2 separate regions of the Homo sapiens genome follow, and region 2 is linked to region 1. Evidence: chromatin loops called from intact Hi-C (ENCODE). Cell type or tissue: GM12878. All regions are shown on one strand.

Evidence for each region. Hi-C counts contacts between places; a loop is a spot of excess contacts. Peaks named below come from ENCODE experiments on the same cell type or tissue, not always from the same donor. Only the 100,000 strongest peaks of a DNase experiment are listed, where the experiment ranks them.
Region 2: it touches region 1 in a loop (8-fold over the local background); 2 of 110 quality-filtered maps call a loop at or near these places.

Annotation. Positions count from the first base shown.
Region 1 is chr7:137,794,147-137,802,146 of GRCh38, reverse strand. The region is part of intron 1 of DGKI (diacylglycerol kinase iota); the gene reads left to right. Among named protein-coding and RNA genes, the nearest start is that of DGKI, 49 kb to the left of the region's middle. In GM12878, no CTCF peak of the experiment used is centred here; a DNase peak (open chromatin) is centred at 3,886; H3K27ac peaks cover 401 bases.
Region 2 is chr7:137,891,373-137,899,372 of GRCh38, reverse strand. The region is part of intron 8 of CREB3L2 (cAMP responsive element binding protein 3 like 2); the gene reads left to right. Among named protein-coding and RNA genes, the nearest start is that of DGKI, 48 kb to the right of the region's middle. RefSeq lists enhancers at 1, 1-2, 3,300-3,469, 3,750-3,919. In GM12878, a CTCF peak has its summit at 67 (motif pointing right); DNase peaks (open chromatin) are centred at 72, 3,652 and 4,002; H3K4me3 peaks cover 757 bases; H3K27ac peaks cover 3,022 bases.

The DNA.
Region 1 (8,000 bases):
TCCAATCCTGAGTTACTTCACATAGAATAATGGCCTCCAGCTCCATCCGGGTTGCTGCAAATGCCATTGTTTCATTCCTTTTTGTGGCTGAGTAGTATTCCATGCTGTAATTATACCACATTTTCTTTATCCACTCATTGGTTGATGGGCATTTAGGCCCATTTTATATTTTTGCAATTGCCAATTGTGCTGCTATGAACACGTGTGTGCTCGTGTCTTCCAAAAATGCATTTTTTTGCATAAAGTTTTCCACTGAGTGATGGGGCAGGGGGGCACATGCTAAAGTTGAAGCTTTTGCCAAGGAGAGAGAGCTGAGGGCTGCAATTCTTTTGGAGGATGCTTTTCCCAGCCACAAACCCATATTGATTTCTTCCAGAACATTTACTAATCCTCTCTCCCCAGCTCTCACCCCCAGTGGGTGCAAGCCTGTGCATATAAACACACTCCCTTGTTTCCCATTCAGGATATGGAATCTTATACATCATAAAAGAGACTGATCTCCATCCTGATTCATAGGACTGTCAGCAGATGGCAGAGAGAGTGATAATGCCACTTACTATCAGGTCACTCCGAATTATTATTTATTCTGTGGAGAGTGAGACTGAGGACTGAAACCTGATGTTTAATTTTTCAAAATCACATGGTTAGAAACTGGAGGGTCCCAAGCTTTCTGGTCCTACATCTAATGAACTAATGCTTTTGTTGTTTATTTTTGCACTATACTTTATAGCTATGTAATGATGTAAAGGACACAGTTGTTTTATGAAATCCATTTCCCCTTGCTCCTTCCTTTTGAAACCTTGATCTTTTTTTTCTCTTTCTAGTAGCTAATGAGATTCAGGAAAGCCGATCCCATTTCCAACTCCAGGGAGCAAGAAAGTATAATATTTGACCTTCCAGCCTCTTAGCATCAGCTGGTACTTCCTTCTTTTCTCTTCCTGAGCCATGAGTCATGCTTCATCAAAAGTTTCCCAGGCTCCTGAAGTGAAAATGACAAATCAGTGCATAAGAGTGATAGGAAGAGAAGTACAAGATTGTATTAGACAGTATAGAACAAAACACTTTGCAGAATGAAAAATTGCAGAGTGCTGACACTTGTTCTACAGAAAGGGCATCAGCACTTAGATCACTGTTGAACAACATTCATTTTGGGATGAATATTGTCTAAGGTGAGGCTGAAATTCTTTGCTTCAAATTCTACAAAATTCTTATTCTACAGAATGGTGGATTATTTAGCTACCAAACTTTACTGAGTATATAGTTATTGAGGATCAACTGGGAGATGCATAATTGGGCATCATGAGCATTGGATGGAGCATTGGGTGGGGGCAGAAAATGTTAAGGTCATACTTGAAATATCAAAGTGCACAACCTAGGAATAGACTTCAATATCAACAAGATTTGACTCAGCTGAATCTCTGTTTTGCCAGTCTTTTCTAGGTCTAGTTTTATACCTGTTAAACATGAACATTAAAACATTTCACTCTGTGTTAGTCAGTTCTTGCATTGCTGTAAAGAAAACCTGAGACTAGGTAATTTGTAAAAAAAGATGTTTAATGGGCTCATGGTTCTGTAGCCTGTACAGAAAGCATAGCCCTGGCATCTGCTTCTGGTGAGGCCTGAGGAAGCTTCCAATCATGGCGGAAATCGAAGAGGGAGCAGGTGTCTCACATGGCAGGAGAAGGAGCAAAACTGAGAGTTGGGGGGAGGTAGCACACAGTTTTAAACAACCAGATCTCTTGAGAACTCACTCACTATCCTGAGGACAGCACCAAGCCATGAGGGATCTGCCCCCATGACCCAAACGCCTCCCACCAGGCCCCACCTCCAACACTGGGGATTACATTTCAACAGGATATTTGGGTGGGGACAAACATCCAAACCATATTACACTCCTTGCCTGTAACCAGTGAGAACCCATTTGGCTGGTATATCACTCCAGTTTGTTCTAAGGATGTAGTAGGTATTTGCCAATTCTGTTGAGCAACAATCTCAACTCCAACCTTGCCATATTCTATAGGGGGGAAATTGGAATCCCCAAATCTCTTGGGTACCTGAGATTTCTCATTCTCCTTAAAAGGTCCTGGTTGTCCTAAAGCAACCATGCCTCCTATCCCTGCCACCCCTGGTATTTGCTTCCTGTTTTATTTCTAACAGTTGTCTAGAGAGAACCGTACTGAAAAACTGAATCAGGTGATTTCTAATGCCATTAAATACTTAAAGTTAGCATAGAACTAATCATTATAGAAGAAGATTTCAAAAGCTTCAAATACATGGTTCATAATCTCATTGAATTAAAAAGCTGGCTAAAGATTCAAAATGGACGCACCTAATGGGACAGCAAACAATATCTAAGTTGTATGGGAGATGTTGTAATTAATCTCTCATTTAATCATCCTTTCATTCAAGCATTCCTTTGATTGGTAGATGAGGCTGGCTGGCTTACATCAGAAGCAGATTTTGATCAGTTTTCCTTAGGAAAGCATGTGATTGACTTCTTAACCAATCCAGCCCAAAATGGATGAACCATAATATCAAAATAATCACTTTTAAAAGAGTAAATTCTAGGCAGAATAACTGTTCTCAGTATGTTCTTATGAGGAGTTGGACTGGTTTTGTTAATAATGACATTATGAGATACAATTTATATACCATAAAATTCATCCTTTTAAAGTGTACACTTTTGTATATTTTAGTGTGTTCACAGAGTTTGACTATCATCACTACTTTCTTGGCAATCTTTTAATCATCCTCAGAAGAAATTGTGTACCCATTAATAGTCACTTCCCCGTTCCCCACAGTCCCTGGCAAACACTAATCTACTTTCTATCTGTATATTGGCCTATTCTGGGCATTTCAAATAAGTGGAATTATGCAAATGTAAGTTTTTGTGACTGTCTTCTTTCATTTAACATAATAATTTCAAGGTTCATCTATGTTATCGGATGTATCAGGCCTTCCTTCCTTGTAATTGCTGGATATTATTCAATTGTATGAATATACCAGTACTGTGTTGAATAGAAGTGATGAAAGAAGACATCTTTTTTGCCTTATCTAAGAGAGAAAACATTCAGTCTTTTACTATTAAGTGTGATGTTGGCAGTGAGTTTTTTTAAAAAAATAGATGTCCTTTATTAGGTTGAGGACGTTCCCTTATATTCCTAGTTTTGTTGAGTGGTTTTTAATCATGGACAGATGTTGGGTTTTTACAAAAATGCTATTTCTATGTCTATTGAGATGATCATGTGGGTTTGGTCACTTAGTCTATTAATATGGTATATTATATTGATTGATTTTACTGTGCTAAACTAACCTTGCACTCCTAGGGTAAAATCTCCTTGATCATAGGTATAATCCTTTTTATATGTTGCTGGGTTGGGTTTGATAATATTTTGTTGAGGATTTTTGCATTGATGTATTTAAAAGAGTCTGGACACAGTGGCTCATGCCTGTAATCACAGCACTTTGGGAGGCTGAAGTGGGTGGATTGCTTGAGCTCAGGAGTTCAAGACTAGCCTGAGCAACATGATAAAATACCCTCTCTACAAAAAATACAAAAATTAGCTAGGCGTGATGGTGCACACCTGTGGCCAGCTACTCAGGAGGCTGAGGTGGGAAGATCACAGGAGCCCAGGAAGTTGAGGCTGTAGTGAGCCATGATTGTGCCACTGCACTCCAGCCTGGGTGATGGACTGAGATCCTAACTCAAAAATAAAAAATAAAAATAAAAAAAGCAGATATCGGCCTGCTCTTTTCTTTTTTGCGATGCTTTGGTTGGGTTTTAAGATCATGATAATACTGGCCACGTAGAGTAGGTTGAAAGGTTTTCCTTCCTCTTTCAGTTCTCACAAGATTTTATGAATGATTGGTATGAATTCTTTAAATGATTGGTAGAATTCCCCAGTGGAGCCCTCTGGGTCTGGGCTTTCCATTGTGAGAACTTTTAAAATTACTAATTCAGTCTCTTTGGTTATTATAGGTCTCTTCACATTTTCTGTTTTTTTCTTTAGTCAGTCTCAGTAGTTTATGTCTTTATAGGAATTTTTAAATTTAATCTAGGTCATCTAATTAGTTGGCATATAGTTGTTTATAGTATTCCCTTATATTTCAGTAAGATCAGTACTGATGTTCCCCCATTTAGTAATTTGAGTCTTCCTTCTTTTTTTCTTGGTCAGCTTAGCTGAGTTTTTCAATTTTATTTATTACACTTTTCAAAGAATCAACTTTTGATTTTGCTGATTTTCTCTATTGTTTAAGTCCTCTCTATTTCATTTATTTAGGCTCTAAGTTTTATTATTTTCTTCCTTCTGTTTGCTTTTGGTTTAGTTTTTCTTCTTCTAGTTTCTTAAGGTGTGAGGATATATTATTTGCTTGAAATCTTTCTTTATATTTTTTCTCCATTCTTTCATTACTGTCTTCTTTTGTGTTAAACATCTATTTCCTAATGTATCATTTTAATTATCTCTTCCACCTATTTTTGAGTTACTTTATTACTGCTTTTTTCTGAGGATTACATTTGAAATCCTAAAACAATGTAGTTCAGGTTAATATCAACTTAATTTTAATAGTTTTCAAAAACTTAGTTCATATACAGCTCTGTTTCCTTCTCTTTTGTGTAATTATTGTCATATCAATGACCTCTTTACACATTATAACTATATCAACATTATCTTATAATTATTGGTTTATGCTGTTTCCATTTAAATCTGATAGAAGAATTATAAACAAAACTTATTAATACTGTCCTTCATATTTACCTATGTGGTTACCTTTATTGGTGGTCTTTATTTCTCCATGGATACTCAAGTTACTGTAAAGTGTTCCTTCATTTTAGCAGAAGGGTTCTTTTTAGTATTTCTTGTAGGATGGATCTTCTTATGATGGGTTCTCTCAGTGTTTGATTATCTGGGAATGTCTTAATTTCTCATAAAATTTGAAGAATAGTTTTGCTAGATTTGGTCTTCTTGCTGACAGTCCCTTTCTACCAGCCTTTTAAATATGTCATTCCTTCTGACTCTGGCTTCCATGTTTTAGGATAAGTCAGCTGTTAGTGTTATTGAAGATTGCTGGCATATTATTTTTCTCTTGCTGATCTCAAGATTCTGTCTGATTCGGTTTTTGACAGTTTAACTATATTAAATGTATAGGTATGAATTTCTGAGTTTATCCTACTTGGAATTCATTGTGCTTCTTAGATGTATAGACTAATACTTTTTATTATTTAGGATATTTTCAGACTTTATTTTGTCAAATACACTCTCTGTCCCTTTCTTTCTTTTCTCTCCTTCTGGAACTCTCCTTGCATGTATGTTGGTATGCTGGCTCATGTCCCACAAGTCTCTGAGGCTTTGTTTATTTTCCTTCATTCTTTTCTGTTTCTCAAACTGGATGATCTCAATTGCCTTATTTCCAAGTTTGTTAATTCTTTCTTCTGTCCGCATAGTTGTGCTGTTGACCTCCTTCAGTGAATTTTTCATTTACGTTATTGCACTTTCGAACTCTAGAATTTCTATTTGGCTCTTTTTTAAATGATTTCTATTTCTGTTGAAATTGTCTATTTGGTGAGACATCATTCTCATATTTTCCTTTAACTCTCTAGGCAAGATGTACTTTAGTTCTTTGAACATACGTAAAGCTTTTTTTTTTTTAAATGGAGTTTTGCTCTGTCACCCAGGCTGGAGTGCAGTGGTGCAATCTTGGCTCACTGCAATCTCCATCTCCTGGGTTCAAGTGATTCTCCTGCCTCAGCCTCCTGAGTAGCTGGGATTACAGGCATCCACCACCATGCCCAGCTAATTTTTTGTATCTTTTAGTAGAGATGGGGTTTTGCCATGTTGATCAGGCTGGTCTTGAACTCTTGACCTCAGGTGACCCACCCGCCTTGGCCTCCCAAAGTGCTGGGATTACAGGCGTGAGCCACCATGCCTGGCCTTAAAGCTTTTTATTTAAAACTTTGTGTAACCCCAATATCTAGGCTTTCTCAGAGGCAGTTTCTGTTGGCTGTTTTTCCTTCATGTGTATGGACCATGCTTTCCTATTTTACTATGTATCTTATTTTTTGTTGTTGTTGAAAACTGGACTGTTAAAGTAATATAATAGAGCATCCTTGGAAATCATATCCTTACTTTTTGTTTTTGTTGCCATTACTAGTAGTAGTAGTAGTTGTTGATGCTGTGTGTTTGTATGTTTTTTAGTGACTTTTAAAATTCTGTAAAGTCTGTGTTCTTTGTTGTGTGCAGCATCTAAAATCTCTGCTTGGTTAGCTTAGTGGTCAGCTAATAATTGGACAGACATTTCCTCAAATTTATTCAACCAATAACTTTCCCACTACTTTTTTGTGATCTATATGTGTGAGTTAGAGTATGCAATAAATACTTTGGTAACTTGATAACTCTACCTTAGCCTTTACTTCCTGCTTTGTCAGCCAAAAGTGAGAGATTGGGGTCTTCTCAGATCCTTCCTGGGAATACTCACAGCTTGCGCATATGCATGGCTTTCCAGATTCCCAAGAATATGTCAGAACTTTCCAAAGCTCCCGTGGACTTCTCATTTCCCATATTTTGATTTTTAAGTTTTTCGATCAGCTTCTTAATTTGCCGCAACAGATAGGGCCACCTCAGGCAGCTATGATATTAAACAATTCCTGATTCTTTTGGAAAAATCCCCTGGGTACAGGGATTTCCTCACTGAGTAATAGCTGACTTAGGTCAAATGAGGATAATTCCATGTGAATGAGAATTTCCCAGGGAGCTTCCAAACAAGTACAATAGTGATAATTCTCTGAGGATGGGCCTTTTGTGGCGGATCCAAACCTATTCTGCTCTCTCCAATAGCTACTAGGCCACTGGTTTTCACAGCTACCATCTTTCTAAAGCTGCTGGTTTTCAAGGGTACTGCAGAGATAGGGAAAGGGAGATGGGAATAGGAATAGGGTAGGTTTAAGTATCACAGAGCTCACTGTTCTGTAGAATAAGCCATTTTTATTTCAACCTTTTGGTTAATTTTTAGAATTCTGAAAATGTTGATTTTGACAATTTTTGCAACTGCTCTCATACTTTCAGGGAGCATCATTCTGTCTGGAGTGCTTCTTTTTCCTAGGTGGTTTTCATATCAGGACTGACTTCTTTTGAGACACAAATATCAGACTAGGAAGTTGTTTTGTGAGTACAGAATCAGAAAAAGGGAAATAGATGTGTTAAAAAGGACGTAGCTGGACGATGAAGTCTGATGCTTGTCTCCTCTTTAGGAAGATTGATATCTGTGTCTCCAAGGGGAATGGTATATCTAATATTTCTGTGAACAATAACCACCACTAAATATTTATCTTAAGTCTTGAGATCATGAAATGAGGATGTTGGTGGTATTTGCTGCTGATAAAACCTGAGTAGATATCTGTCTCAACTTAGAAACCTGATAAAGCCAGCAGAACACAACTGAGGCAGTAAAGCTTTGGGATTGACTGGGGACTCTTGAGATACACTTGCTATCCACTTGCTACTTGAAGTATGGTTCAAAGAGTGCAGCATCAGCATCACCTGAGAACTTGTCAGAAATGTAGAATTTCAGGTCCCACTCCAGACTTTAGTAAGTTAGAATCTTCATTTCAACAAGGTGATTTATGCACACATTAAAGTTTGATAAATACATGCCTGTAGCATGTTTACATCTTCATGTGGTTGTCCTGGGAGGATTCCTGCAATTTGCTAGCTTCATCTATTTAATGTTCATTTGTATCAACTTAAATTTCAGAAGTATCTGCTCCTAAAGTCTTGGAGAATATTAATCTTTGTACAGTCTTGTCCTTCTTGTAACTCTTTATGGTAAGAATAAATAGTTGAGCTTCAAGAATATCAGAGAGGGAGAAAATCTGTGCAGGCTGGAATGGTCCAAAAGGCATTATTTGAGTTAGGCTTTGAGGAAAGGATGGGGAGAAAGTGAATGCGTGTCATGCAGATGAAAGAACATGGGCCAACCTACAGAGGTGGGAATTATTTATTATG
Region 2 (8,000 bases), 97 kb before region 1:
AGCAAAGACCTCCTTGGAGTTTGTGTTCAGGTTTCGTCCTCTACAGGCTCCGTGTCAGGCCTTCCCTGGGCCACATGGGGGCAGCAGAGGCACAGCAGGGATGTGCTGGGGCGAAGTCCGGGTGTGTGAGGGAGAAGGACCGACCCCACTACCTTGCCTGGGAAGTCTCTCCTCTCCTCTGCAGGTGGACTGTGCTGCGTGTTCCTTCCTTCCTTCCTTCCTTCCTTCCTTCCTTCCTTCCTTCCTTCCTTCCTTCCTTCCTTCCTTCCTTCCTTCTCTTTCCTTTTTCTTCCTTTTCTTTCTTTCTCTTTCTTTTTCTTTCTTTCTTTTTTCTTCCTTTCTTCCTTCCCTTCCTTCCTTTCCCCTTCTCCTTCCTTTCTCCCTCCTTCCTTCCTTCCTTCCTTCCTTCCTTTCCTTCTTTCCTTTGTTCCTCCCTCCCTCCCTCCCTCCTTCCACATTTTTATTTTTGTTTGCTTGTTTGAATCAGATATCCAAATAAGGTCCATGTGTTCAAACTGTTTGATATGTCCATTACATATCTTTTTGTCTGTAAGTTCTCTTGCATGTCTTTGCTGTTATTTAGTAAAGGCCGAGTCAGTTGTCCTGTAGAGTCTTCCTGGTCTTAGTTTACCTGTAATGTCCTTGTGGTGTCCGTTAGCACAGTCCTTCGTCCACTACAGACTCTACTTTGTTTGGTTTTGGTTTTTGGTAAGAATTCTTCATAGGTTCCACTACATGCCTCCATCAGAAGGAACATAAAAATTGGTTATTCGGTTCTCCACAATGTATACTTATTGGCTAGAGAGATCAATACATTAGGGGTTTGAAAGTAGCCTTATAGAATTCTATCATTTCTCCTCCAGTTATTAGCAGAATATTTTTCTAAAGCAAGACTCTTCATCGTTAATGAACATGGGTACACAAGTAACCATGAGATGCTGATTTCATTGTCTTTGGGTATATACCAGCAGAGGGATTGCTGGGTTATATGCTAGTTCTATTTTTAATATTTTGAGGAACCTCTACACTGTTTTTCATAATGGTTTTACTAATTTACATTCCCACTAACAGTGTGGAAGGGTTCCCTTTTCTCCACACCATTGCCAACACTTTTCGCGCCTTGTCTTTTTTATAATGATAGTACTAACAGATGTGAAGTGATATCATGTAGGGTTTTGATTTACGTTTCTCTGATGACTAGTGTCAGTGAGCACCTATTCATATACCAGTTGACCATTTTTATGTTTTCTTTAGAGACATGTCTATTCAGATTCTTTGCCCATTTTTTAAAATTGGTTGTTTTTGATATTGAGTTGTATGAGTTCCTCATATGTTTTTAATATTAACCCCTCATGATGGTTTATATGGTTTGCAAACATTTTCTCCCAATCCGTGGGCTGCCTTTTCATTTTGTTAATTTTTGTTGTTGTTGTGCAGAAGCTTTTTAGTTTGATATAGTTTTACTTGTTTATCATACGTTTCGACTTAAGGAAGATGCATACATAATATGTGCTCCTTGTAAAAATAATTTAGGAAAAAAAAAGAATCCTTTCACTCAGAGGTATCTTTATGTTTTGGAATATCTTATGTGTATGTATTTATATTGTACATACTTCTTTGTTAAGAACTATTTCCACATAACAAAACACTGGACATATTCTCATACATTTCTACAGGATCTTTGACTCACCATTAAAAATAATCTACCTTGATCAGGCGCAGTGGCTCATGACTGTAATCCTAGCACTTTGGGAGGCCGAGGCAGGTGGGTCACCTGTTGGTCAGAGATCACCTGACCAACATGGTGAAACCCCATCTCTACTAAAAATACACAAATTATCTGGGCGTAGTGGCAGACACCTGTAATCCCAGCTACTCGAGAGGCTGAGGCAGGAGAATCGCTTGAACCTAGGAGGCAGAGGCTGCAGTGAGCCGAGATTGTGCCATTGCACTCCAGCCTGGGCGACAGAGCGAGACTCTGTCTCAAATAATAATAATAATAATCTACTTCATGCTATTGGGATCTGAGCCTTCCCTGACAGTCTGCTGTTACTGAATGTGACCAGGGCTAGCTTAGCCACCTGTTAAAGCAGGGAAAGTTTTTTGTTTATGTGTTTTGTTGTCAGCATTATTAAGGCATAATTGACAAAATTGCATATTTTTACAGTATACAATGTAACGATTTGATGTATGCATATATTATGAAATGATTATCACAATCAGGCTGATTAACACATCCATCACTCCACATAATTACCTTTTTTTTCTTTTTCTTTTTGGTGCCAATGCTTAGCACACTTCTAGTATATAATATGGCATTTTTAATTACAGTCACCATGCTGTACAGTAGATCCTCAGAATGTATTTACCTTATAACTGAAAGTTTGTATTCTTTGACCAGTTCTCCCACTTCCAGTGCCCAGTGACCACCTTTCTATTCTCTTGTTTCTGTGAGTTTGACTTAAATTTTTCTTTAGATGTAAGTGATACCATACAGTATTTGTCTTTGTCTGGCTTATTTTACTTACAAAGCAGAACAAGTTTGTCGATGTTCCTCTTCCCCTTGGCCTCCTTCCCTGTACTCTGTGCCTTCCCTTGAGTCTCAGGAGCGCAGTGGCTCTGTGTGTCTTCTTCTCCCATTTCTTCTCCCTCTTCAAGACTCACCTCTCCTCGTGGATAACGCTTTTATGGTAGTAATGGCTGGCAATGGATTCATCTGTGATCTTCCCACAGATAATTGTAGCGGGGACCTCCTAAGATCATAATATTTAAGACCTGGCGCGGTGGCTCACACCTGTAATCCCAGTATTTTGGGAGGCCGTGGCTGGTGAATCACCTGAGGTTGGGAGTTCGAGACCAGCCTGATCAACATGGAGAAACCCCATATCTACTAAAAATACAAAATTAGCTGGGCGTGGTGGCGTGTGCCTGTAATCCCAGCTACTCAGGAGGCTGAGGCGGGAGAATCACTTGAACCTGGGAGACGGAGGTTACGGTGAGCCGAGATCACGCCATTGCACTCTAACCTGGGCAACAAGAGGAAAACTCCATCTCAAAACAAACAAACAAAACCAGTAGCTTTTAATGTATTTTGGCTTGAGAGGGAAATAGATAAAAGCAGGGCTGCTTCGCTCAAATGGGGAATAGACCTAGAGTTCCTCTAACTGCTCTTCCCCCTTTCTCTTTGTTTTCTGCCGAGGGCGTCTGTGGCGCTCAGAGAATACCACAGTAACCAAAATGACTGATGTAAGCATTGGCAATGCCCTGCCCTAGAGCCAGCCATGGGGAGCTGGTGATTGGGGTACTGGGCAAGGGAAGACGTTGGGACCCTTTACTCACATCACCCCATGCAGGTGACCAGTGTTTGGGCAGTGTGCAGGGCTGGGCTGGGGAATGCACACCTGTGTGTGTGTTCCTGTTGATGCTTCTCATATTATCATTCTTCAGAGGCAGCTGGATGGAAGTAGAACAACTTTGATAAGTGAAGAGGATCCTGGGTCACCAGAAATGGGGGGTGGAGAGGCCTTGGGGGCCATTGTTTCATATGCATGGCATGGCAGGGAAGGTGAGTGGCTGTTTCATCATTGACCAAATGAAAGAAAATGATACCTCTTTACTTTTTTCCACCCCTATACAATACCCCACAGGGGACTTTCGCATCTACCCAGATGAAAATTTGTGCTCAGATTATGAGTCAATCCTGAGTATGGTTTTCTTTCTTTTTTTTTTTGTACTGGACTCAGCAGCAGCCACCTAGCCTATTATTGATTTCTAGATGAAAAGATCTTTTATCTGAGCTATGGAGAGTGGAAGAGGACAGGGCCGGGAGAGTAGATGAGGAAGTCTTTTTCATCTTTCTTCAGTTTTTCTCTGGGAGACTCTGGGAACAGAGCTGAAGTGGTGCGAAAGCACCTTCACACTTCCTTTGCTGAGGTGATCCGCTAATTGCATGCTATCAGGAAATGTGTAAGATGGGAGTGAGATGGTTTCCCAGGGGGCCCTTCTTCCTGTGCTCCATCAAGAAATACATTTTCACTTGCTGGTGTCTGAGCAGTGCCTGTGTGGCTGCTAGAGAATCCTTCTGGCTTTTCTAAGTGAATGCACCTCTCTAAGCTGCAAGCTTTCTGGATGGCCCCACCCTGGTCTCATCCCTGAGAAATCTTGTCATTTTTTCCCACTGGTATAGTTTTCTTCTGCATGAGTGATGCACATACACTGCCCGGCCCATTAGTTGTAGGCGTTTGTGGCTCAGTTTGCTCCATTTATTTCTTATTTTGTTCTCAGGCATCTTTAGGGCTGTGAGCTACAGCTTTTCTCCTTGAGCATGGATTTGTAGAATCATAGGAGCTTAGACTTGAGATACACCTTAGATATCATTGTATTGAACTGCTAATCACCTTATTTTACAGAAGGAGAAACTGAGGCCTGGTGGGGTTAAAGTCATCTTAACATTTAGAGGTAGAATGGGGACGAGAACTTGGTCACTTAACTTTTGAACTGGTCCTTACTTTGGTTTCTCTTGCTGCTATACCTCTTGCTCCTTCAAGGACCTTGCCCCAGCAAGAGCCAACTTTAGACTTGGACACAAGGGCCCTTGATTTGGACTCAGTGTTTTAGAGGGCCCTGTGCTGGCTCTCCTTCAGCCATGTCCCCCTCCATGGGATGTGTAGTTGGCAGGACCAAGGGGATGCATCCATCTGGAGCTCTCACCCTAGCCCTCTAGAACTTACTCCAGTACCTAGGATCCTGGAATTCCCTGTCCAAAGGTCTTAGCTCATTTCCAGGGCCTATGTGGACTTCTACCCCAAATCTGTTCTCCGAAGGGCAAACCTGGTGACCAGTGGGCACCCCTGAAGCCAATGGGGTAGACAGAGACAGCTCTTTGTGAGGGCTGCATATGGAGTTTGAACCAGGCCTGGTGTGTGCACGACATCCTTCACAATATGTCAGGTCTGGATTCAATTTAGCCTTATTTATAGAAGATATGAGATTCCTGGGTCAAAGACAAAGGATTCTATTGCTCAGTAGACAGAGTGAGCAGCAGCATATATGTATCAGTTCTCCTTGCCCCCAGGTGCCAGGACAGATCCGGGTGGATGCTGTGCTCTCAGTGGGGATTGTGTCACAGCTAAGGAAGCCTGAGCTTGGAGAATCCACTGCTTTTATAGCAAGCAATCAGTAAACCTGCTTCTTGCCCAGGGAGAGACATTACCTCATCTGTCCAGGTTACCAGCTTCATAACAACCTTGAGAGGTGGCCCATCATAAAAGAGCAGTGAGAGCCTTTCCATCTTGGCATCCACAGCAGAATGTGTAGGAACACAAGAAGACCCAAGAGACTGTCTCTCTCCAACGGTGTGGAGCAGGCTGAGGCCTGGAGTAATTCTGCTTATACTACCACATTTTGGCAAGCAGCCCTGGGAAGTCCAAGAATTCTGTTCAAACCTGGCCATAGAGGGAGCCGGAAGGAGCAGGTGTTGGGCTGCTTGACTTGTAGAAACCTTAAGATGTGTGGCATGTGGACTTCATTTGTACACTTTCCTCAGACCTCACAGAATTAAGGGACATGCTTGCCTGACATTTATCTCTATTGTTATCAGAAATAAAATTCCTTAATCTTTTTCTTTGATCTTCCTCTTAGCTATAGTCTTTCTAACTCTACTTTTCTTGTTCTTGACAATCTCTATATGATTCCTATTAAAGGTCTTTCCAGCCAAGTCTACTGGGTTTTGACTGGATTCTGGCTCTCCTGGTCTGTTTGTTTAGCCCACACAGCTGTGTCTGTTTGCACTAATTTTGTGTATTTGTTCCCTACACACTATTATGGTTTTCTGTGTGTGGGTTCATCTCTTCTCTCTTAGACTGACAATAACTGGCTGAACCCACCCCCAGCTGCACACAAAGAAGCTATTTGAGGACTGATAAATGACCCAAGTTACTCTACTGTACACTTTTACCTTGGTTTTAATTCACTTTTCATTTCTGCATTATCTCTAACTTCTGGTTGTGTGAAGAGTGTGAACTTTCTTTCCACATGGAAATATTTCAAACTTCAAAGGATTATTGGGTACTAAACTAAGTTCCCCAGAGGGATTTAAAAGGCATTTTAGTGTAATTTAGTGTAAAGTTCAAAATTCCACAGCCTCAGTTTTTGTTCCTTGGCCAGTGTTTGTTCCTGGGCCAGTAGGTAATATAGCATTTCAGAAATGCCCTCTGGTTCCTACAAAATAAAGAAGCCTCTTGTAATGTAGCAATTAACACAGGAAGAAAAAGGAGAAAATTTATACGCTTTTTTTTTTCATTTAGGCCAGAGCCCCATGAACAACCTTCAAAACTTAAGTAAAAGGCCATAAACATATAGGTATTTACTCAAGGTTTAGGAGTTTGAGCTGATATGGTTGTCTTTTGTGTATGACACACTTTAGTATTTAAATGTCTTTGAGATTGTTCATGATTTTCCTTAAATATCCTTATGAAATGTGTAGAACTTATAATTATTAACATTGTATCCCGCCACCTCCCTGCCCTCCATCCCAGGATTTTGAGGTAGAGGTTTCAGCTGTTGGACACCCCCTTCTCACCTCAGAACCTCCCAGGCACTAACTCTAGATGTGACTCGGGTGGGGTGGGAAGGGATTCAGGGGGGATTTTGCCTCAGAAGGACATGGATGCTCATCTCTTCCATCATGAGGTCACCTGATCATCACCTGAGTTTTGTTTTTTTGAGATGGAGTCTTGCTCTGTCACCCAGGCTGGAGTGCAGTGGCGTGATCTCGGCCCACTGCAACCTCTGCCTTCCGGGTTCAAGCGATTCTTGTTCCTCAGACTCCTAGGTAGCTGGGATTACAGGCACACACCACCACCCCTGGCTAATTTTTATATTTTAGTAGAGACAGGGTTTTGCCATGTTGGCCAGGCTGGTCTCGAACTCCTGACCTCAAGTGATCCGCTCACCTCAGCCTCCCAAAGTAGTGGGATTATAGGCATGAGCTACCGTGCCTGACCAAGTTGTTTTTTTTTTTTTTTAATTGTGTGCATTAGATAAGTAACACTCAGGCTTTTTTGATTGTACAATTATTTTACATTTTATGTAGTGTAAATGGCACACCAGACTACCACATGAACATGTACATATACATCATACACCTCACTAATATGAATGCTTCACAAATCGATAGTTCTTTACAGCATACAATGCCCTCTGATATTGTGTATTCTATTTGACTCCATTTCATTAAAAACATATATCAGTCACAACCCAATTGATTTCACAAACCCACAAATGGTTCATGATTTGGAATTTGGAAATGACTGCTCTAGGTGCTTCCATAAGGCTGTGAAAAAGTTCCTTCATCTCTGAAGGAGGCTGATTTACCCAGGGAATAGTTTACACACATACATATGGGCACACACACACATATGTGCACCCGCACACACCACTCCCCAGAGAGTTCCATTTCTAAGATGTGTTGTAAGATTTGATGGAAGTATGTGTGGCTGGGTGTGGTGGCTCACACCTGTAATCCCAGCACTTTGGGAGGCCGAGGTGGGCGGATCACCTGAGGTCAGGAGTTCAAGACCAGCCTGACCAACATGGTGAAACCCCATCTCTACTAAAAATACAAAAAAAATTAGCCGGGCGTGGTGGCATATGCCTGTAATCCCAGCTACTCAGGAGGCTGACACAGGAGAATTGCTTGAACCTGGGAGGCGGAGGTTGCAGTGAGCCTGGATCACGCCACTGCACTCCAGCCTGGGCAACAAGAGTGAAACTCCGTCTCAAAAAAAAAAAAGAAAGTATGTCTACAGAGAGGGCCTAAGTTGAAGCTCCCAACACAGCAAATAATTGGGAACCACCACTTTTTTTTTTCCTGCTCCTGGTTTCTGACTCCAGTGGGAAATTAGGTTCCTGAATGTTCAAAGTCCAACATTCAATAACTGTATGACTGTTCTCATTCTTTCTTTTGTAAATAAGGAAACACACACAAAAAGCAAAATTAA